Regions from separate parts of the Homo sapiens genome. Here all the other regions are linked to region 1. A link is a loop called in an ENCODE intact Hi-C map of the cell type or tissue named here. Cell type or tissue: IMR-90. All regions are shown on one strand. Region 1 has its middle 23 kb from the start of ZFP36L1. Region 2 overlaps RAD51B (RAD51 paralog B). Region 3 overlaps RAD51B (RAD51 paralog B).

The links. Hi-C counts contacts between places; a loop is a spot of excess contacts. Peaks named below come from ENCODE experiments on the same cell type or tissue, not always from the same donor. Only the 100,000 strongest peaks of a DNase experiment are listed, where the experiment ranks them.
Region 2: it touches region 1 in a loop (7-fold over the local background); 8 of 110 quality-filtered maps call a loop at or near these places.
Region 3: a loop joins it to region 1, with 3.0 times the contacts of the local background. A loop is called at or near these places in 9 of 110 quality-filtered maps.

Annotation. Positions count from the first base shown.
Region 1 is chr14:68,812,360-68,820,359 of GRCh38, reverse strand. No RefSeq gene overlaps it. Among named protein-coding and RNA genes, the nearest start is that of ZFP36L1, 23 kb to the right of the region's middle. RefSeq lists enhancers at 3,253-3,302, 3,403-3,452, 3,327-4,066, 4,083-4,312, 4,393-4,612 and 1 more and a silencer at 3,553-3,942. In IMR-90, a CTCF peak has its summit at 3,496 (motif pointing right); DNase peaks (open chromatin) are centred at 999, 3,579, 3,869 and 5,629; H3K4me3 peaks cover 944 bases; H3K27ac peaks cover 3,203 bases.
Region 2 is chr14:68,295,290-68,303,289 of GRCh38, reverse strand. All of the region lies in intron 8 of RAD51B (RAD51 paralog B), which reads right to left. Among named protein-coding and RNA genes, the nearest start is that of RAD51B-AS1, 390 kb to the left of the region's middle. RefSeq lists enhancers at 7,582-7,691, 7,644-7,938. In IMR-90, a CTCF peak has its summit at 4,990; no DNase peak of the experiment used is centred here.
Region 3 is chr14:68,081,263-68,089,262 of GRCh38, reverse strand. All of the region lies in intron 7 of RAD51B (RAD51 paralog B), which reads right to left. Among named protein-coding and RNA genes, the nearest start is that of RAD51B, 270 kb to the right of the region's middle. RefSeq lists an enhancer at 2,455-3,005. In IMR-90, a CTCF peak has its summit at 4,805 (motif pointing left); no DNase peak of the experiment used is centred here; H3K27ac peaks cover 295 bases.

The DNA.
Region 1 (8,000 bases):
GGCAGGAGCCAAGGGGGAGGTGAGGGCAGGTGGCTTCGCTGGGCACACCCCTTAGTCAGGGGCAGAGGGAGCTGCTGCGGCTGCTTCAGCAGCTGTGGGTGAACATTCCTATGCTGCAGGCCCAGGCTCCCGCCTCTGATTTGCTGCGCACTTTGGGTTGGCCCTTCAACCCTGGTTCGTTTCTTAATCTGCCCATATCTGCCTGGGTACCTGCTCTTCTGCCGCTGTATTGGACACCTGACCCCATCCTCATACCCGATTCCCACAGCGCAGGTCACTGCCAGGCAGTGTATTACCGATCTCTTGGTTCTGGGGTCTGTGGTCTATCTTCCCTACAGAATCAAGGGAAAATGGATCTGTTTTGTTCATGACTGTATTTCTAACACCCAGTGCCTGGCACATAGCAGGTACTCAATAAATATCTGTTAAATGAACAAATGTACAAATCCTCATTCTTTACGTAGTGGGTGCCAGGTCCTGTCTGTACTAAGTGCTGTCAGTAAATAGCTGTGAGGTCAATGTTATCATTATCTCCGTTTTACAGAGGAGGAAGCTGAGGCTCTGGGACATGGAATGGCCATAGCAGAGCTGGGATTCTGACCTGGCAGCCCAGCAGCAAAGCCCTCGCTCTGACCCACCCAGTTCTAAGCTGTCTTCTGACCTGGAGCTCCCACTCTGGGAGGCAGCTTGGGCCCTGAAGCATTCACTCTGCCTCCTCAGCCACCGGGCCCCGCCCACTCCCAGGGAGGGGCTCCCTCTGAAGCCGCACACCCACCACCCCGAGCCCTTTCTCAGGCTCACTGCCACCCCAGCCGGCTCCCTTCCCTGGGAACCTCCGTCATAAAGAAGGCGAGGCCCTGATCTGGCCTGTCTCTCCGCCCTGGGGCCTTCCTCACCTCAGGGAACCTTAGTTATACATATGGGAGTTACGCCTTGAGCTTGTATTAAGCACCTTTCATCTGGAGAGCTCCTGGCTGCTGGGAGGCTAATTAGCTGCTCTCTGGAAAGAGTGAGTAAGAGCTGACGTCCTAGCCAGGGAACTGCCTAGCTAGGCATGGGGCTGGCCCTCCTGGGAGAGGTGTGTGAGCCATCATCTTGGGTCACCCACTTCTCCATATTTCTCCTTCTGTAGGACCTCCTCACAGAGTCCCTTCTCTCTGGCTAATGATGAAGCCCACCGTTTATTGAGTGCTTATTATGTGCCAAGAGCTTGCTAAGCCCCTTCGCCTGTTAAATATGTGTGCAGAGCAGTAGGGCCGTAGGACTACATAAATATATGTGTGCAGAGCAGTAGGGCCGTAGGACTACATAAATATATGTGTGCAGAGCAGTAGGGCCGTAGGACTACATAAATATATGTGTGCAGAGCAGTAGGGCCGTAGGACTACATAAATATATGTGTGCAGAGCAGTAGGGCCGTAGGACTACATAAATATATGTGTGCAGAGCAGTAGGGGTGTCATGCGTTAACAACTGTGATGGAGCCCTACTCCTTGCTGGCATGGGACCAGTACTTCTGCACATGACCTCATGGAGTGGATGGGAAGCCTCTAGTGTGCTGCCTGGCACGGATCAAGCACTTGCTAAGTGGTAGCTATTATCAGTAATCTTCAGAACAGCCCAGTGAGGTAGGTACCATGCTATTCCCATTTCTCAGATGAGGAAACAGGCTCAGAGAAGTTAAACCACTTACTGGCTATCACAGAGTCAGGAATAGAGTTGGATTGATTTGATTGATTCTAAAGCTGCACATAGTTTTTCAGCTGCTCCCCGCTCCCTTCCCCTAACCTGGAGTCTGTTAACGACAAAGGCCTTGCTTTGCATAATGCTAGGGTCATGGGGTCATTGGGCAGGGCTGTTCTCGTCCATCTCTCCAACAGTGCACTGGTGGGCTAGGCATGGATCAGAAACCCTTGGAGATCATCTAACACAACTCATCCGCACCCCACATTTTTCAGATGTGAAAACGGGACAGAAGGGACTGAGCAAGGTAACAGGATTAATGGGATGATACCTCCTTGTCAGCACAAGGGATAAAGTGGCAGTGGTTGGTGGTCATCCTGGCCCCTGCCATCAAGCTGGCATTGATACAAAGTAAGAATCATTAGAACACTAGAATTCCTGGCTGCCATTTGTCAGCCTGGCCCACCTGCAATGAGTGACCCCAGGGATGTTTGGGTGGGGTGGGGGTGCACACAGCAGGCTGGAGCTGAGACTGGGGCGGGGAGGGTGTACTCCACCTACCTGCCCTCCAGGGTGCTTGGCGCCTCCTAGGGCAGGCTGGCCTCTTTGTGCCATGCCCCACAGAGCATTGCAGTGATCCTAGTGCAGAGCACATAGTAGGTGCTTAAAAATGCTCATTGGAGAAACAGCTGGATCCTGGACTGCAGGAGGGAGGAGATGGCACACTGAGGGCATTGATGGGTAGATGGTAACATCATGTCTGTTCATCATTACTCAGCAGACCTGGTTCCATCAGATGTGACTGCCCTTCAGGCCTTACAGAAGGTACCTACATAAATCTGCTCAGGCAAAGAGAAGTTTGTGGGCTGTGGGCACCTGGCTGGGGTTCCTCAAGGTGGAGCATTCTTCTTGGCACTGACGGGGGTAGCTAAGATCTGAGCATGCAGGCAGGCCCTCTTCTCCCCTGGATGCTGCCCTTCTGAGGAGGCAGCTCTGTGGGTACCAGAGGCATGGGCCTAGGAGGCTGTGACCCCCTGCCTGGCCCCCTACCAGTCTCTGCTTCTACAGACAGGGTCTGCATCTTACCTGCTCCTCCTGCCAGTTCCAGTCCCCTCCCCATTCCCCTCAGGACCTCATCCCTCCTCCTGGCCTCAGCTTAAGGGTTTCCTCAGAGAGGTCTTCCTCAAGAACCTTCCCATCCCAAATCTAAATGAGTGCCCCATTTATATATGTTCTCTGAGCACCTGATTCTTTTCCTTCATAGGAATTTGAAAGTCTTTTCAAATGGAATCTTATATTTCTTTCTAGGTGATTTGTTGAAACAAGTCTGTCTCCTCCGTTAGACTAAGCTCCGCGAGGGGTGAGAAAGTTGTTCCGTCCACTCGTCCTCCGGGGCTAGCAGGACATATTCTGTATTAAATGAGTAGATGACAGAAACCCCGTGAGAGAAAGAGTGAGCCGAGCCAGTGGTTCTCTAAGTGTGGCTCCAGGACCAGCGGACCAGCAGCTCAGCATCGCCTGAGGATTTGTTAGAAATGCAAATTCTCTGACTTGGTTGGGGGACCCAGCAATCCGGGTTTGAAAGAACTGTCCAAGGGGGGATTCCTGTGCACACTGAAGTTTGAGAACCACCGAAGGCGGCAAATCCCCTGCTGTTGGGTGAGTGTGCACTGTGGCAGCTTTGGTGACCTGTAAGAGGAACCATGGATGAGCAAACCCCACCTTCAAATGTAGCAAAGGGCAGAGAGAGGGTGGACACGTCACCCAGACCCCCAAAAGGGGCCCAGACGTGTTGTTCGGCGAGCTGGCCACTGGAGGGCAGTGTGGCCACGTCCATCGTGCTGCCTCCGAGGGCTTCCGGGGGAGAGCGGCCGCGGGAGGACGGGAACGAAGCCGTAGCGAGAACCTCGCCCCACGCCGCAGCCTCCTGCAGCAGCGTCGGCTCGCCGGCCCCTTGCGTTCCGAGCCGCCCAGGGAGCTCAGCCGCCGCAGCCCCGGCCCCTGTGTCTCCCCTCGCGGGCCGGGCCTGGTGTGCACGTCTGGATGGCCTCGGGCCTGGAAGGTTTGCGAGGCCCCGGGAGCCGCAGACCGCGCCGGGGAGGAGATCCCGGCAGGCCGGCCGGGGCAGAGCGCCAAGGAGGGCGGCGGAACCTTGGCTGTTTCCCGGGAGGCCAAGGGCAGCCTTCCCGCGTGATCCGCGCGCTGCCGAGCGCGTCGGCCATCTTGGCGGCCTCGCCCGGGCCCCGCGCCCGGCCCGGCTTGGTTCTCGCTCGCGGCTGAGCAGACGCCGGGGTGGCGACGGGAGAGCCCGACCGCGAAGCTCGGCCGCAGGAGTGCGTGGGCGTCGCAGAAGCCCAGGAGAGCCCTGGACCTTGGTAGCTTCCCGGGGGTGCTGGGAAACGCCACCCCAGTAGCCGCCAGGAAGGCAGGCCTGAGCCTCCGAGCCTCAAGTGAATTGGATGGTGCCAGTCGCCCTTCTTCTTTTTGCCCCATATTCAAAGAGCGGGAAGTCAGAGGGCGTTAAAGTAGGTCACAGCGGTCAGCAGGTTTTTGTGGGGCAGGCAAGTGGCAGGGTCCAAGGCCAGGCGTAGTATCTGGTTGCCTAAGATGCTTGGGCAACTCCTTCACCGGGCACACCAATCTCCGAGCCAGAGGTCAGGGACTGGCCCCGCGGAGCTGGCTGCAGGCGGCCGATGCATTCCAGTCCCTGACCACCATGGGGACTTGAGGTGCCATTCTGAGGAGCCCCAGGCCCCACCACGCCTGTTGCCTCTGTCTAGAGTAGTTCACACATGGATGCTGTCTCTCTGGTACTTGGGTGTTTCTCAGGTTCCAGAACATCCGTTCATCTTACCAGTCCTTCAAGGTTCAGCTTAAAGATCAGCTCCACCAGGAAGCCTTCCTGGATTTCCCCTCTTAGTTTCCAACAGAATCCGTCTCTTCCGTTCTCTGCCCACCTTGAGTAGCAGTAGCTTCAGCTGTAGACTCTCCTGTTTTTCCCTTACAGTCTTTGTTGCTGCATCCTCTTTCACTGAATTGTTGATGTGAGACCCTAGACTCTCTTGTTTTTTCGTTACAGTCTTTGTTGCTGCATCCTCTCTCACTGAATTGTTGAATTGTGAGACCCTGTGAGGGTCGGCACCCTGTGATACTGGCCAGGAAAGGGTTGTTGCAAGGGGATCATGGGATTGTTGAATGGGTTTTGATCTGGATTTTGATGTTGGAAATCAAGTTCCCAAATGTTTTCAACCTTGGGTAAAGGAACATGTAATGGTGTTTTTTAAGGCTGTCATGGAATCCTTTTGTGTGTTTAATTGCTTTGTTATTTTAGTAGAAATGTCAGGGTGTCAGAGGAACAAAAGCCATGGGTCTGAGCCCAAGCAAGAAGACAAACCACTGAGCCCGTGCTGGGTGCTTCCTCTGCGTGGCCTCAGGGTCAGGGCCTGTCAGATGGAATGGCAGGCTGCGGGTCCAGCCCCAAGGTCCAACCAAGGAAGCTCCTGGGGCCTTGGCCGAGCTTGAGGCTGTGATTTCAGACTCCTCGCTGGTCTAGGTCGGTATTTCAGAGGAGGCAAAAGAGAAAGTGCCTTCACAGCCTTGGAGAAGACTGGGAGCTAAAGGAGACATCCTTGCTTTTTCCTTTTAAAATAATAAGCCAAATGTTCTCCCATGAAGGACTCCAGAAAACCCCGTTCATGCCTCACCCACAGATGATTTGCTGAATGCTCATTAAGGGGAAAACAAAGAGGTGGTTTTGTTTATTTATTTAAAAGGAAAAATAAATGAGCTGTGACAAAACAATTTGAAACCAGGCCCCTCTGAGACCTGGGCTTTCACTTCCTTGATGGGAAGTAAAACAGAGAATCAAATCCCCCTCCAAATAAAAGTGAAGTTAATAATCAGACAGCTCGAGCCCTGGCCACATCCTGTCAGCCCCCTCCCTCCCTAGGCTCTCTGTTTATAGCTGCCGAGTGCTTTCCCTCCAGAGCCCAAGCCGGCTTAACCCTTTCCTCCCCATCCAGGGAAGCCCAACCCTGCTCTTGAGACTGGAGGTGGGTTCCTCACACCCACTGGTGCTGGCCTAACCTCAGCAAGCGGTGGCTCTCCCCAGGCCTGCCGGCATGGGCCTGTGTCCCCCACAGGGCAGCCAGCTTGGATTTGAGTGATATTCTCTGCTTGTCCTGCACAAAGCCTGAAAGTGTCACCTTTCCTCTCCATACCTCCAGGGGAAGACTAGGCCAACCCATTCCCATTCCAGACGCCATGCAGCTTCTATAGCCCGGTGGGCTCCAGAAAGCTGCATTCTGACAGAAAGAGGCACAAATCTTTGGGGTTTCTGGTCTGCACAGAGAGCAGCACTCTGTGCATGTCTCTGGGCTACTTTCTGTGAAAACTTTCCACTTCCTTCAAATGCCTTCCATTGTAGTAGCATGTTGATTTCTTCCAGAACCCCATGGGGTCAATAGTAGCACATCCCACTGGGCAGAGGAGGGCCCCTTGCTAAATTAATTTTGAGTTCTCTACTGTTCTAGGCAACGACTCTGCCCTATAGGGCCATAGTTATCCTCATTTTACAGAGGAGGAAACAGGGGTTAAGTACTTTGCCCAATGTTACAGAGCTAATACATAGCAGAGCTAGGATTTGAACCCAGGCATTCTGGCCCCGGCGTGCCCTTAGCCTTTGCACTCAAGGTTTAGCAGCCAGAGATTGCTCTCTTCTCTGGAGCCAGGGGGCTTTCAGAAGCTCAGGATAATCTTATGACTGCATTGTGAAGGTCTCAAAGCCCAAGGACCTTTCGAGAACATTCTTGAGTTTTGTCTTGGGCTCTCCAGCCTCCTTTCTTGTTTCCTCTTATGGGAGAAGAGGGAGCAGGTGGAGCCAGTGCAGGGCTCCATCCATTCTCCTCCAGAATCAGCAGGGTCAAGATGTGGCTGGATGTGAATCCTCCATCCCTTCATCTGGCTGGCAGACTTAGAGCAAGAACCCAAAGACTTGGTGTGGCCACTCTGACGGTGGTCTGGATGACCTTCTGCTTAGGTTCCCTTGTCTCCTCCAGTCTTGTCACCCAAAGTCCCAAATACCCGCTTCTGGCTGAAGCTTGTCAGCAGGAGGCCACCCACACAGTAGCCTGGAGCGTGAACTGGCTGTGCAGGCCACCTGCCTCTCCTGGGAGTCCTGCGTGCCATGGCTCCTTGATTTCTTCTTAGAACTGTATCTCTTGCCTGGCCACTTTTGCACAGCCATTTGGCAGGGCCTTTGCACCAGTGAAGGTACATTGTGGTGTATAGAGGCCTTCAGGGACCACTTGCCTGAGACTCAGCTCCTTTTTGGGAGATGTTGCCACGCCCAGGGTCTGCTGTTTGTCTAGAGGACCCTGAACCCCATCTTTGGGAAGGGTTGGTCTGCTGCAGGTCTGCTTTCTGGGGGTGCATTTTGACATTCAAAGCCATGGACCAGAGTGGGCAGTGCCTTACTCTTCATTTTCCAAGTAATTCTTCAACTAGAGAGAGCTGTGGTGGCTCTATCCCAACTGCCCTGTTCTTTCCAGAGCCTGGGCAGCTCCTCTGGCTGGGGGGCGCTGAGCACAGCCATGGCTTCTGTGACACTTGAAGGGGCTGACACCCAGCAAGGTACCTGGCCCAAAGGGGTTTCAGAGGATGTGTGCCTTGATTTTTATTTAATTTAAATGTTTAAGAAAAGCATTCAAATTCAGAGTGTTCACGATGGGGTGGCTCTACTGTGGTCCTCTCAGAGGCTTAACAGCCACAAAAAAGCCACATATTAGACCCACCCTGTTACAGTTCTTACTGTGCTAGGCACTCGACACACTGATCTCATTCACCCTCATGCCCTGGGAAATGGGGGATATGTAAGTATCCCCATTTTCCTGTTGTGAAAAGTAAGGTTAGAAAGGTTGAGTAGCTTGCCTACCCTGCTATGATGGCTTTCTGCTGAGGAAATAAAAAAAAAAGTTCATTGTGCTTTAAAAATATATTGAAACCAATTTTATAGTAATTTTTACTGAGCTTAAAAGCAGTGTCAAAATGGACATCAGTCCTTCTGCCTGTACTCTTCCAGCCCAAGAGGCCCAGAGGGGCAGGACCCCACTCTTGGTCCCCACATAAGTGTGGGGAGGGCTGTGTAGGTTGCTTTTCTGACCTCGGGTGGGGGTGTCCATCTGTTCTCCAGCCCTCCCTGACAGGTTTTTCCATAGCTTCATTTCTTGTCCAAGAACACGTCTGTAGGAAGTAAATACTGTATTGCAAGTGCTAGTAAGACAAGAATCATTGAGTTAAAACATTTTTAGTTTTTCTGA
Region 2 (8,000 bases), 520 kb after region 1:
CCGTGTCCATGTGTTCTCATTGTTCAGCTCCCACTTATGAGTGAGAACATGCGGTGTTTGGTTTTCTGTTCTTGGATTAGTTTGCTGAGAATGATGGTTTCCAGCTTCATCCATGTCCCTGCAAAGGACATGAGCTCATCCTTTTTTATGGCTGCATGGTATTCCACAGTGTGTATGTGCCACATTTTCTTTATACTTCCCTATTTCAATGGCTCCCTATTACCCTCAGGAAAAAATTCAAACTGATCAGCATGAGGAATAAGACCTTTCTGTTGGGAGCAAGCCCCCCAAAATCTTGCCATAAACTGGCCCCAAAACTGGCCATAAATAAAATCTCTGCAGCACTGTGACATGTTCATGATGGCCATAATGCCCACGCTGGAAGGTTGTGGGTTTATGGGAATGAGGGCAAGAACACCTGGCCTGCCCAGGGTGGAAAACTGCTTAAAGGCATTCTTAAGCCACAAACAATAGCATGAGTGATCTGTGCCTTAAGGATATGCTCCTGCTGCAGTTAACTAGCCCAACCTATTCCTTTAATTTGGCCCATCCCTTCGTTTCCCATAAGGGATACTTTTAGTTAATTTAATATCTATAGAAACAATGCTAATGACTGGCTTGCTGTTAATAAATATGTGGATAAATCTCTGTTTGGGGCTCTCATCTCTGCAGGCTGTGAGACCCCTGATTTCCTACTTCACACCTCTATATTTCTGTGTGAGTCTTTAATTCCTCTAGCGCCACTGGGTTAGGGTCTCCCCAACCGAGCTGGTCTCGGCAATCCGGCCCCTGCCTGGATTCCATGACGGGGGCTTTTCCCTCTGTCAGGTGCACTTTCCCCTTCTCTCTCTCCTATTAAGAACTGCTGTTAATTCTTCACATGCCTCCTTGTTGTAAAGTTCCTAGAGAGCCTCCATCCCCAAGCCAGGACTCCTATCTGTTCCCCAAAAACATCCCAAACCTAATGCCATCATGACACCAAATGTAACCTGCTTACTTGTCCGTCATAGCCACAGCCCTTCCCCTCCCCTGATTGTGAGCTTCCCATAGAGCAGGGACTGTAGCATTTGTCTATGTGTCCCAAGCACCTGTCTAACACATGACCTAGCAGATGGTAGGTGGCTAATAAATATCATTATAGTGTATCACACTAAGCTACTCAGTCACCACCCTTGTGTGAAGGTGGGAGATTTCTCCTTCAAAAGCTGAGCTGTTCCACTTCTGTTCTTTCCTTTCTCACATGGTTCCCTGAATTGCCTATTGCCATTCATCATACAGTATTTATTAACATCAATTATTTATTAACTATTATTGTCAAGCACTTTTCTAAGATGTGGAGATCCAGCACTGAACAAAAGTGACAAAAATTCCTGCCCACAAGAACTTACATTCTGGCCAAGCGCAGTGGTTCACTCCTGTAATCCCACCAATTTGGGAGGCCAAGGCAGGTGGATCACTTGAGGTCAGGAGTTTGACTAGCCTGGCTAACATGGCAAAACCCCATCTCCACTAAAAATACAAAAAAATTAGCCAGGCGTGGTGGTGCATGCCTGTAATCCCAGCTACTCAGGAGGCTGAGGCATGGGAATTGCTTGAGTGTGGGAGGTGGAGGTTGCAGTGAGTGGAGATCATGCCACTGCACTCCAGCCTGGGCGATGGAGTAAAAGTATGTCTCAAAAAAAAAAAAAAAAAAAAAACACACAAACAAAAAAAAAACCTCACATTCTAATGACCCTAAGACAGGACTTTCTGCTGGTTTACCTTAGTTTTGTAGTATCCAGTCAAAGGGCAAGAGCTGTTTCCCTCAGTTCTAGTTTTGTCCCTGAAGGAGGAAGAAACTTCTTCCTGGCTGGCCTTGGATCCACCCCTTGGTCTCTGGCAGCCACTTATCGACTGTTGTTTGTTTTCTGGGGTCTACATTGAAAGATTTCAATTGCTTATTCTATCTCTGGCCTAGAGTCCTACTCAGAAGGAATTTATTTTGAGGCTTTTCTAGCTTCATTTACCTAAACATCATATTTTAAAACAAAAAAACATTTGTCTCCTTAAACCTGTCCACTGGATTTCTTTCATCCTCTATAGCTGGAGATGACAGTGCCAGGAAATGTGATTACCTTAGCTGCTTTGATGAGCCTATTAGATGGAAGTATGGTTAAAAAAAATCAACATCATAACCTAAAAAGGCCTTCTATTAAAGACGGGAACCTCCACCTTCAACACACACACATACACTGCACATATACACATATACATTTGCTTTTAACCCACAAAACTCAGACACTCCCCTGAGGGTAGAGAGTAATTTTGCTCTTGTATACCGTAAATCATGAAAAGGATGTAACTAACAGACACAGAGTTCTCCACTGCACATATTTTAGTTATCCAGCTGCCCTCTTGTCTTCTCTGGCTTCCCTTGCTCAAGCAGTGGATAGATCATGGCTGACCATGGGGACAGCCTGCGCTAGCTAATGTGCCTCTGTTATATGTCCCTGAATATGAGGTAACTTATACATGGTTAAATTTAGGCCTCATATCTCACCAGATAATAATAGTTTAGAGTAGCGAGTGGATTCTGGATAAACAGAAGAGACGTCTCTCCCCTCCTGAAGACAAATTCAAAGGCTGATTATTGGTATAAAGAAAATTAGATCAAGGAGGAGCCAGGTTACCTGGGGCTAAAAGAAAATATTTTTACATTTCATTTTTAAAACAGTATATTGGCTTGATGGCATGGACTAGTGATAGGTAACTTCTATCAAAATTTTTATTTGAAAGGAGAGCGCTGGGCGTGGTGGCTTACACCTGTAATCCCAGCATGTTGGGAGGTAGAGGCAGGAGGATTGCTTGAAGCCAGGAGTTTGAGACCAGCCTGGGCAGGATAGCAAGACCCTGTCTCTACAAAACAAAACTGAAAAAATTAGCCAGGCATGGTGGTGCATGCCTGTAGTACCAGCTACTTGGGAGGCTGAGGTGGGAGGATCACTGGAGCCTGGGAGGCCAAGGCTACAGTGAGGGCAATGGAGTGAGACCCTGTCTCTAAATAAATAAATAAATAATAAATGGAAGAAGGAGAAGATGCTGAGAATGAAAATGACTAAAGGGGTCAACAGAGCTACACAGTCCTACTTAACAAACTTATAATATCTGCTCAGCTGGACAAAGTCCTTCTATTAGATGTTATGTTTGGGTATTTACCTCCCTTCAAAAGGAATCTGTCCTTCATATATAGCCCCTTATAAGAAAATGCCCCCCATCAATGGACCCTGCTGAAAGGATAGGTGTACTGGCCATCTTCTTTACTGTTATGGCTGAATGGATGAAAAGGCAACCCATGAACACAATTACTAGGTGTGAAAGATAAAATGGGTCAATTAGATCATAAAGTCAAGTGTCAGTGTCATGGAAAGGCAAGACAGAGATGAGATAAATGAAGAGAATAACCTAAGTTTCAACCTTCCCAATACCCATGTGATCTGGCTGTCTTTTAGTTCCTATTTATACATAGTCATGATAATCTCAATTGTATCCTTACAAAAGAGCTTAGTGGATAAAAATGTACCTCTGGAGCCAGTCTCCCTAGGTGGAAATCCTGACTCTGCCACTAATTGTGTAGCCTTCTAAGCCCCAGTTCCTTCATCTACAAAATGGGATAATTAATACAGTTGTCCCTCAGTATCTGCAGGGGAATAATTCCAGGGCCCGCTGCAGACACCAAAATCCATGGATGCTCAAGTCCTTTATATAAAATGGCACTGTATTTGCATGTAACCTACACACATCCTCCTGGATACTTTAAATAATCTCTAGATTATTTATAATACCTAATACAGTGTAAATGCTATGTAGATAGTTGTTATACTGTACTGTTTAGGGAATAATGACAAGGAAAAAGGTCTGTGTTCAGTACAGATGCAATCATCCATTTTTCCCCTACTATTTTTTGATTCATGGTTGGTTGAATCTATGGATGCAGAACTCATGGATAAGGAGGGCCAACTGCACTATCCTCAGAGGGTGGTTGTGAGGACTAAATGAGATAATAAACATACGATGCCAGGCATACAGTATATGGTCCATAATGTGTGTATTAATGTGCCCCCCAGGTGATTCTGATGTATGCTAAAATTTGAGAAAATGGAATAAAGGTTTTGGTAGAGAAACACAACCACTCCATATCTTCGACTGAAGAACAGCCCTCCTCTATCTGGGGAAGATAGAGGAGGGCTGTTCTTTAATTAAACATGCAGTTTTGGAAGGGATAGATATCAGAAACTAGTTCGGAACTCAACTGGACCCTCCTTGGGCTAGACTGCCTTGCTAGACCTTGTTACGATCCTTTTCCAAATCCCAGTAAACATCGCAAATGCATTCTGAAGACGCTTCATGCCACATTACAACACAAACTAATCGTTGGGCACCACCCCTAAAATCCAGCCATTCTTTTCTTCTTTATGATCTCTGACCTAGAGGCCTCTCGCCCTTGGTATAGCATTCTCTGCAGTGATGGAAAACAAGGATCTCTTCTCAGAGAGTCCTTCTAACTTGAAGGCCTCTGGGATCACACCACCTCTTGGCATCCCATTCTCTCGGCTTTTGGCCCTGTCGTCACCTCTCTAGCTGAGGCAACTGACAAAGATGCCTTGGTGTTTTTGTCCCTCCAGCTTTCTTGACATTGAGACCTTAACAGAAACAGTGCAGATTTGAGAAATTAGACAGTAAATTCTAGACGGTAAAAAGATTTGAGGGTGAGGGGAAACTACTTTTAAAGCTAGCCCAACTCCCACACAAACTACCTCAAGGACTGCTCCCCAAAGAAACCTCTCTGGCTCTCATCTAACTTGATTGTAATGCATCTTGTGCTTCAAATGTGCCTCCTTTTGACAAACTAGCACCAGCAAAACAGAGCTCCTGACCAAGAAGCACTTCCTGGTGGTTGACTTTAATGTTCCCTTTCTCCTTTTGTTCTCCCAGCTGAGGTTACATTGCCCCCTGGCCTCCAGGCTGAAAATCCTCAACACATTCCTCTCCCTTTTGGGATTTACAGCTTTTCTGACATTTGCAGGCTGTGCCCATCTCCTCTCAACTCTAGCCTCCCCTACTCACATAATATTTAAGCTTTCTTTAGCCGAATACCACACATTTTTTGGTGCTTTTAATCTTTTTCTATAAATCAGGCCTTTCATGGCATCTGAACAGCTGCTGGAAGACATATGCCCAGTCAAGTGCTATGGACTCCTGAATACCAGGGAAGTAGAGCACTGGCCGGCGTGTGCCCTTGTGAATAGAACCATGTAAAATCGTGTGTGTTGATATAGTCTATGGCTTTGGAAACAAAAACTGAAAGGTCACCAGGACACTTAAACATTTTTATCCAAAACTCACTCCTAAGAGGCAGCAGTAACCAAATTTAAAACTTCACGGGAGGGGCTCTGACTTCTGTTCCCAGCACACCAGCTCTCACTGTGTGGCCTTTCAGCAATTCTCTTCTCTCCTTCATGCTTCAGTTGCTTGAGGTAGATTAAGAAATTCATCATTTTAAGACAATTAAAAATACTATGGAAAAGCTAATGTTAATAATGTTGATCATAGTTGTTAATATTAACTTTGTAGTCACATGGTGACACCTTAGGCTTTCAAAGTACTAATTACAGCCAACTTGCACCATACCCCCAAGGAGTGGATTTTTAAAACTACTCCACTCATACCCGTTGGTACATGGCCCTACACAAACCAATGAACATTTAGTCTGAGATTGGGCTGTGAAGGGCCTTGGAGCTAAAGCATGTAGAGATTTCTGCTAACTTGACCAACCCACCCCAAAGTCTGTGGTTAATGGATTACAAATTTGGGTAATGCAGGACAATAAATCATAACTATAATAATAAAGCTGAAAATACACACAATTTAAGTAGAAACACCAGTGTTTTTTATCGGAAATGAAAGAAACCATTGATCATAGCAACTGTCTGAGATTAGCAGGGAGCCACATTTTCAAACATCCTGCAGTAAATCCAGAGCAGATCCAGCTGGAAAGCAAGAGTGGAAATAAGACTTGAAAATTCATACCGCGCTTTGAAGTTTGCTTCTTTCACAACCATGAGTCTCTGATTTGTCCCAACCATTCTGAGCTGTCTTGCTTGTTGAACTTATTTTAAAAGAGAACACAAGCCACAAACTTGCATATAATCTTTCAAATGGACTCCAGCTTTTCGCAGGGATGGTTTGGTAGGGAATATGAATCCCCAAATACTTTCTCTTGCACATGAAATCAGCCATCAATTCCCCTGACTCCAACCAGAATAGAAAGCCTTCCAACAATAAAACTAGAAACCACTCTTGGTTCTAGGAAGTGCTGCTATTTCTCTTGTGTTCTTTCCTTGACCTATCCACACATTTTACATTTTTAGTTTTCATGTGCTATGGTCTATCGGAAAACAAGTAATGCAGAAAACAGGATACAACATGCCAGATGCTGGGAATACCAAGATGGCAGCCTAATAATGTCTTCTTTTCCATAAAGCCATGTGGAACTCCTGAAGTGGGCCATGTCACCATAATGAAGTAACTGCTACTCTGTTAAATCGTCAGAAGAAAGCAAGCCAATGGTCTATAGCTTCAATCTTGCACAGGGCTCACTGTTACCATTTGTCAAATCTCACCTACCAACTGTAGGTGGGCACTCATCTGGTTCTGCTCAAATCCCAGGTGACTTTGGAATAGGATATGGCATCTTAGGCCATTTGGACTGTTAGATCCCTTCTCTATTAATCACTCTGGGGGAAAGAGATGTTACCTATGACTGAGGTCCAACAGTTCTTAGTATCTCCAATGACCATAAGGAAGAATTGGCAAGGGCTAAGAAATGTGTCCTTGGCCACACAACAGTCACAATAACTGAGCAGGGAACTCTATAATAACCTATATGTCTGAACTTCTGTCAATGAAATGAAATCTGAAGAAGAAAATACTGTGACTCAAAGTACCTAGTCTAGAACAATGTAGAAAAAATCCTTATTTCTGTCCCTATCTCTTCTGTTGAATGACAGAGTGGATACTAGAAGATTGCTACAGTCTTTTCCAGCTCTAACAGTTAAGATCATAAGGAGGGCCTGAAGATCAGAAACATTCACCCAATGATAGGGTTTAATTCTGATTTACAGAGTGGGAAAAATGACTGTGTTGTTGATGTTGCCCTAAACACAACAAAAAGGACCTTCAGAAATCTTAGCATTGGTACTCTGGCATACCTGCAACAGTCTCCCCTTCCTGTATTGCTGTCTCTTTCTCACTCTGTGTACACTTCAGATCTTGTCTCTTGCTCTCTCTGCCTGTCTCCACACAAAGGTATACAAAATCAGAAGTGTGTGCAAACCAGTGAGTATGAGACACACACTGGGATTTGGGGGCGGGGGGCAAGGTCTACCCTGTCCTGTAATAGATTTCAGCTGCAGTGCACAGTACACTGCTTAAACAGTGCTCCCTTGAAAACAGTTGTGAGGTGAGAACAAGCAGCCAAGAGCAGCCAGCGATAAAATGATCTGAGTTGACCTAAGAGGAGTAGTACGCAGCAGGGGCTGACTCAGGGAAATGAAGTCCCTTCTGCTCTGATGCAGAGGAGGGAATACAAGTGACCTGGCCCAACCGAGAGATCTCTTCCACCCCAACAGATCCTGTACTATTAATATCTGCCAGCTGCAGGCCCAGAGCATCCCCCTGCTGAGATCAAAAGAGCTCCTATCTTAGCTGGAACAAGGTCATCTGCACAGGGCTGTAAAAAGCGAGCCCTGGCTGGCTGCAGGGACGTCTATGGGGGAGGAGAAGTCAGGAGATGGGAGGTGCTCTCTCACGCTCCTTTAATCTCGGCTGACCAGCTGTTGCCCTCCCAGTGTTTGTAAAGTTGAGAGTTCTTTGTTTTTGTGTTGCTGGGTCTCCCCGCCCCACCACCCTTATTAAATTTGTGGCTGAGTTGTTGGCTTGGATTAAGTAGACTCATGTTCACT
Region 3 (8,000 bases), 730 kb after region 1:
TGTTCAGTAGCTGGTTCAGTTTTCAGAGCATTTCCCAGCAAGGACCAAAAGCAACTTGAACAAAGGAAACAGCAGTTAGATACTTGAACTGTCTCCATTAATACTCCAGAGAATTGGGTGCTTCAAAGTTGGAGTGACTAATGAGAGTGGGGAGAGGATATAGGTAAGGGGGCCCAGGAAAAAAAAATAATGATGGCTTTATATTAAAAGTTCATGAAAAGCAGAAAATGATGAGAAATTTTTTTTAAACTTGTTTTTCAGAGTTGTTATTTTGAAAGTTCTGTCCTTTCTAAGGACATGAGCTCTGATCCCTCCACAGACTTTTAAACGGAGAACAGAAATGAAGCATAAGAAGGTATTTCATTTTCCATCCTCACCACTTAATTAGGAAGGGCATTTAAGGTGTTCAAAGTTTTAATTGCCTTCTCCTCTACCCCAACCTCCTTCTTCAGTTACGCCCATACAGCAACTGAGCCAAAGCCAGACAGACATCTGAAGCTTCTCTCATGCAGGAAAAAACACCAGCACAATTACCCCAGACACCATTTATTTCTCTCCCCCACTTCCTTCATCCCCCGCCACTCTTTCCATCTCAATCTCCCCCCCACCTCTCTCTCTCTGTCTCTCTCTCTCTCTCTGTCTCACACACACGCGCACACACACACACACACACGATCCCATAACACTGCTAGTACACAGAAAGCTTTTCTGGCATAATTGATAGCAGCAAATGCTGCAACATGAGAAAGTTTCCAATAATCTGAAAGAAAGGAAGAAGATGAAAAAAGAGGGAGAAAAAAATGAGGAGTTATTAGACGAAAGAAAGAGAGGTTGAAACAGCTAACTCTCTCTATTAAAAAAACAAAAACCTGAGACACATTCATGGAAAATGACAGCGATCCAAATTGGTCACGGTAAAAAAGTAAGTAAGTAAATTTGATTTATTTCCATATACCTTAAAAAGTCTAGAATTTTATCTCTTTTCTCTCTATTTACTATGATAGCATGCAGGTCAATAAAAGACGTTTTAGTAGGGCCAGGACTGTAACAAAACCTTTGTCCTTACAAAAACTTATACCAAAGACATCACCAATAATAGCTCTTAGATTCATGGAGAAATGAGATCCTTGATTTTGATCTGGAATTCTAACAATAAATTCTAACAATAAGTGCTCACTTAGGGCCCTAGAGTAGTAAATAATAGTTATTATTTTTATTTAAATAATTATATAATTATATATAATAATATATTATATAATTATATATAATAATATATTATATAATTATATATAATAATAAATTATATAATTATATATAATAATAAATTATATAATTATATATAATATATTATATAATTATATAAATAATATATTATATAATTATATAAATAATATATTATATAATTATATATATAATAATTATATAATTAAATATTTAAAAATATTATTTTTAAGTCAATAAAATAATTATTTTAAGTCAATAAAAATACTATCAGTTCTTATTTATTTAATATCAACAATGTAATGGTACATATACATGACCTTCAATTCTAACCATGATGCACATTAGGCATTACCAGGTAATGTTACAGAGAGTAAATGACTCTGTAACATCCTCACAGGATGTTCAAGGCCCCATAGCTCAATCACCGATGGAGCCAGATTTTTTTTCTGGTTCCACAGCGAACTTTCTTTCCGTTAAACCACAGAAGAAAGTGAGCTGTTGTCAACCCTTTAACATTTGAACAGAATGGTTTTCTAAGCATAATACTATAATAATCCAGAGTTTTCTACAATCAGTAATCCATCATATAGACCAGTCAATCATGATGAATCATAATGGGAATGATATCTTTGCTAATTAAGGTAGACTGGCTAGAGGTACTTTGACAATGGGAAAAGTCTCCAGAGGGTCTCAGAACACCCTGCTACTCTGATTATTAGACTAGAATTAGGCCCCAAACCCAAACTTAATCCATAGGTTCAGGGTCCAATTCTGGTATATGCCAGCTACCCAAAATAAAGAGCATTATCAAATTAATGGAATCTCTGGGGATCAGTGGACCCTAGGGAATCAGAAATAGTATGGGCTGTCACAGGCATCTCTCTCTCTCTTTTTTTTTTTTTTGAGATGGCGTTTCACTCTTGTTGCCCAGGTTGGAGTGCAATGGTGCAATCTTGGCTCACTGCAACCTCCACCACCTGGGTTCCAGTGGTTCTCCTGCCTCAGCCTCCCGAGTAGCTGAGATTACAGGCATGCACCACCACACCCAGCTAATTTTGTATTTTTAGTAGAGATGAGGTTTCATCATGTTGGTCAGGCTGGTCTCGAACTCCTGACCTCAGGTGATCCACCCACCTTGGCCTCCCAAAGTGCTGGGATGACAGTCATGAGCCACCGCGCCTGGCCCCAGGCATCTTTTAATGCCTGCCATTCTGAACTTTCAGGAAACCCCAGAAGTATTATTCCCTCAAGAAGCCCCCAATATTAGAAATTAATCCTAACAGAATATGCCTTTCTCATCACCAATAACATCCCTTGACTTTGGAGGGTATCCATCCTAAGATTAATTCTCCCTGTGCTTTGGATTCATCCCATCTCAAGTTGCCCCATTTTCTCCACTCTCGTATCAACCTCTATCCTTGACTCCTTATCAGCATTTAAATATACTCAAGCCCACATGCCCTCCCTGCATCCCATACAGAAAGGGGGCAGGGAAGTGATGGGAAGGGGAGCGCGTGGTCCCTGGCGAGGGCTCTACCCCCAGACCTGGGCCCACAGGCCTAGGTGAGTATAGGCACTTCTGCCTTGGTGCCCAAATGTTGTATTTCCCAATACAGCCCTGGCCCATCACGCCCCCCATCCTGTGCCTATAAAAACCCCGAGACCCTAGCAGGCGGACACATGGTGGCTGGACGTTGAGAGGAGCACACGAGCCGAGGAACACACGGGCAGCTGGACAGCGAGAGGAACGCACTAATAGGCACCAGCACACCGGCAAGCCAACAACGCGGAGTTTGGCTGGGGCAGTCGTTGGAGAGCCCCGGCCTCTGGGCGGCCCAACTCCAGGGGAAAAACTTCCCACTCCATTCCCCTTCTGGCTTCCCCCATCTGCTGAGAGCTACCTCCACTCAAAACCTTGCGCTCATTCTCCAAGCCCACGAGTGATTCAATTATTCCATTACACCAAGGCAAGAACTCCAGGATACAGAAAGCCCTCTGTCCTTGAGATAAGGAAGGGAGTCTAACTGAGCTAACAGAAGCCGCCTACAGACGGCAAAACTAAAAGAGCACTCTGTGACACACGCCCACTGGGGCTTCAGCTGTAAACATTCACCCCTAGACGCTGCCATGGGGTCAGAGCCCTACAGCCTGCCCATCTAGCCTCCCCTAGAGGTTTGAGCAGCAGGACACTGAAGAAGCGAGCCACTCCCCACTGTGGCACGCCCTGCAAGGGGGACAAGGGAACTTTTCCCATTTCAATACCACCTTCACATACCATCTTCAGTCTCTTCTTTGTAGCCAGAATGCATGAAAGTATGACCTCCCACCTCCCATGATCCTATCCAATCACCTCCCACTTAACTCTTTAACCAAATTTACTGAACTCCTGAAACTACCAGACTACCAAAAAGGCTTCTAAAAGGCCACTGATGCTTTTTAGTTACAAAATCCAATGGCTTTTTTAATTTAAACAATCTTTTTGTATTTTACTTGAACTCTTAGCTGAATTCAGAACCATAAAACACTCCCTTCTTTTTCAAACTCTCTCTTCCTTTGGCTTCCTTAACTATACACTCCTGATTTTCCTCATACTTCTCCAGTCCCTCCTCTCTTCAGTCCCTTGAAAAAGCTGCTCATAAGGTTGCTATACTAGGCCCTCTTCTCTATGCATTCTCCTTGGATAATGTTATCTACTTCCTTGATTTCAATTAAACTAGCTATATACCCTGAAGAACACCCAATCTATACATCCAGCCTAAATCTCTCTGTGTCTCTAGAAATGCAGACACTGTCTAAAGAACAGGAGGTACAATAAGGAACAAAACAGACACAATCCATTTATTTCCCAAGTTCACTGTCTAACTCTTCCTTGTGGATGTCTCAAAGGCAGCTCCAATTGGAAATGTCAAAAGCTGAAGTCAATTATCTGCTCCTATTCCAAAAGAAAGGACAGTTTTTCCTACTCTAGTCCTCATCTTAATGAAAGCCTGGAAATTATTCTTGACGCCTTCCTTTCTCCAGTTAATCACCAAATCCTAATGTTTTACCTTCTAAATATCTCTGTATAAAATTTCTTATAATTCCACTGTCACTACCAAAACCCAGGCAACCATCATTTCTCACCAATGTTATAGCTAGCAGCTTCTTAACTGGTCTACCATCAGACTTATTATCCACGGATTTTTTTTAACATACTGCCATAAGACACACACAGCAGCGTACAAGTCATCAGTATTGAGGCAGGCATATATATAGCAGGGGTTCAATATATTTTTGTTGAATGAATGAATCAATCAACCAACCAACCAATCCAGACTCCAAGGGTTACCTTTGCTGTTTCTTCAAAAATTTCCCCCAAATTGAGCAGTGGTCTTTGGAAAACAAAATATTACCCCAACATTTATGCCTTTGTTTTGCTCTGCTCCTCATGATTACAAATATTGGGGAAGTGCATCAGACTGATGAAAGCTGTTCAGGATCCATATTTAAACTCCAGTTGTGTAGGACCACCATGTATGTCCACAGCAGTTGTTCTGAACTGGGGACAATTTTGTCCCCCAAGGGAGTGCTGCTACTGGCATCTAGTGGGTAGAAGTCAGAGATGCTGCTAAATATCCTACAATGTACAGAACAGCCCCCAGTGACAAGGAATTATCTAGTACAAAATGTCCATAGTGCCCCAGAGGTCTATAGTTTCAAAAACAAGGCACTACCAAAAGCACTATTTCAAAATGTCACAGGATTAGGATGTTACAACAAGACAATAAACCTGTTAACTTCCTCTGTAAAATGAGATATGACACTTTCCATTTTCTAGGGTAAAAGTTAATGGGTTTCTCAGATTTTAAAAAACAGAGATAAAGTTTAAATAATGCCTTAGTGTTCCAACTTTAGGAATTTAAAAAATATTTACAACAAGTTCTAATAAGATTTATTAATTTCTTTACTGAAGGCTTCATTTTCTGCTCACTCCCAACAAAAATAAACACAATACTAAAATACCCCAACATGCACACACGTACACACTCAATGTCTTATCATTGCTTCTTACAGCTTTGGGAAACAAAAAGATTGTTTCTTTCTCACGTTCCCTCTCTGTCTTTTTCACTCTCTTTATTTAACCAACCATAATGTTGGTTATCGAGTTGTAGAGTAAGTTAATATAGTTCATAATGTAGTTATGGAGTAAGTTTTATTGTCGCTTGTACTTGTTAATGTGTTCCCATTCTCAAGATAAAAAATAAATAAGCAGAACTCTTCATGTTTCTCTCAGAAAACAAAAAAAATGCCAAAAACCTAAATTAATATGATTTACTTGCATGAATGGCAACTTACTTTTTTTCTATCAAGAAATATGAAATATTCTCCATTTTTATCTTTAATAAGTAACCACCAAACCAATGCTAATATATATCAGTTCTAATGGCTTTTTTCTACTAATTTTCTTTCCTAGATATCACGTTTTTAAGTATTGTACAATTTTCTGCACAACATCAGAGTAGGCTAAGAAACCAGCAGTTATGATACAACGAGCGCAAAATTTAGGGGAAAAGAATACTCCAGTGATCGAGTATCAAAACCTCCATTGCTTGCTGTGACAATATTCCTTTTTTGTGCTCCAGGCAATATCATCAAGATTTAGAGTAATCTGACATAAGTCAACAAACCTACTCAATGACTTTGTTGTGTGATTATTGCATCCAGTTACTACCTTCAGAGTTTGTGATCATTAAATGTACCAGCTGTGTCCTAAACGGAATTATCTGATACAGGCTGAAATTATATAGAAAGACCCTAAAATCAAAAAGTAAAACTGCTTTCATAATCTCTACTCCTCTCACTCTAAGATCTTAGGTGGTTCCCATTTTTTTAACCTCACTTTATTAAAAGATACCGTTTTCATGAACGCTATTTGAATCTCACCAAATAAAGTTTGTCTCTTCTAATTGAAACATAGGATATGTCACAATAACTGAAATCACAGGTTAAAAGTTGAAACTCTCTAGTCTGACAGTAAGAGTTGTGATCCAGCATATATGTACAGCATAAGAATTCCAATATATAGGTTTTACCTTAGGAGAGTGTCCTGGGGAAAGAGACTATTATTAGACAGTTCAGCAGTGTGCATATGTACCCAGATGTCTATATGCAAATACCTCAGATGTGTCAGAACACAATAAATACCTCAGTTCTTGGCACTAATATGTAGGCTCAGACTAAATTAGGAAATGAATTGAAAAGTGAAAACTAAGAAAACAACATTAGTCATTGTAATGAAAAGACTGGCAACAACATAAATGTCCATCAGTAAGGACCTAGTTAAAAAAAAATTATAATACAGCTATACAATAGATACCACAAAACCACAAGAAAGAAAAAAGCAGCATTTTATGTACTAACATGGAATGAATTCCAAGACATAGTGTTAAGTGAAATTAAGCAAGGTATAGAACAGCAGGTATGGTAAGCAAGTAACTGTATGAAAGAGGAATGCTTATTTATCCATTCATTCTCACATACATATACATACATACATACATACATAAATACATATATATATATATATCTTTCTCCTATGCATATCAAATATTTATGGAAGGAAATAAAAGAAACTAGTAACTTGAGCTACCTTCAAGGGGGCTAATCAGATGGCTTGCGGAATTGGGAGAAAACAAAACTTCTTCCTACGTACAGCTCTGTAACCTCTGAAATTCTGAACCAGGTGAATGTATTTCCTATTTAAAAATAAATGCAACTGAAATTAAGAAATATTATTTGCGGCCGGGCGCAGTGGCTCACATCTATAATCCCAGCACTTTGGGAGGCCGAGGCAGGCAGATCACGAGGTCAGGAGATCGAGACCATCCTGGCTAACATGGTGAAACCCCATCTCTAATAAAACCACAAAGAATTAGCCAGGTATGGTGGCATGCACTTGTAGTCCCAGCTACTCAGGAGGCTGAGGCAGGAGAATCACTTGAATCCAGAAGGTGGAGGTTGCAGTGAGCCGAGATCGCACCACTGCACTCCAGCCTGGGCAACAGAGCAAGACTCTGTCTCAAAAAAAAGAAAAAGAAAAAGAAAAAAGAAATATTATTTGCCAAAACATCACATAATTGTTAGGAAAAAAAAATAAGTATTTATCACTCTATAACTCAGTAAATTCTGTCAATATGTAGGTCAAAGCGTATTCTTCAACATTCACTGGGGCTTCAGCTGTAAACATTTACCCCTAGACACTGCCGTGGGGTCAGAGCCCCACAGCCTGCCCATCTGTGTTCTCCCCTAGAGGTTTGAGCAGTGGGGCACTGAAGAAGCAAGCCACTCCCCCTTGTCGCATGCCCTGCGACGGGGACAAGGGAACTTTTCCTGTTTCACTATGATTTCCTTCAGAGCTCTCATTCAGTGTCACCACAGCCTCTAAGTAGCCTCCAATAGAATTTTGAAATAACATTCTCCTTCATAATTCAACATGCTTATTATAAATAAATTAGGAAGTACATATAAACACAGAAATGAGTTTTGACATAAGTGGTTCCAAACTTAAATGCCATAAAATAGGACTCCGCCCTCACTCTTCTCCTTTTAAATAATACCTATGTTACTTAATAATGTGATCGAGTGAACCGAACACATGTCCTGTGCCACAGCTGGAGGAAAGCTGAAGAGGCTCCTGTGGGCCAGGACCACAGTCCTACTTGCACATGCGAGGAGGAGGCTCAAGAGGCATTTGAATCTCTGGCCACTTCAGACAGAAAAACAAAAAACAACTCAGT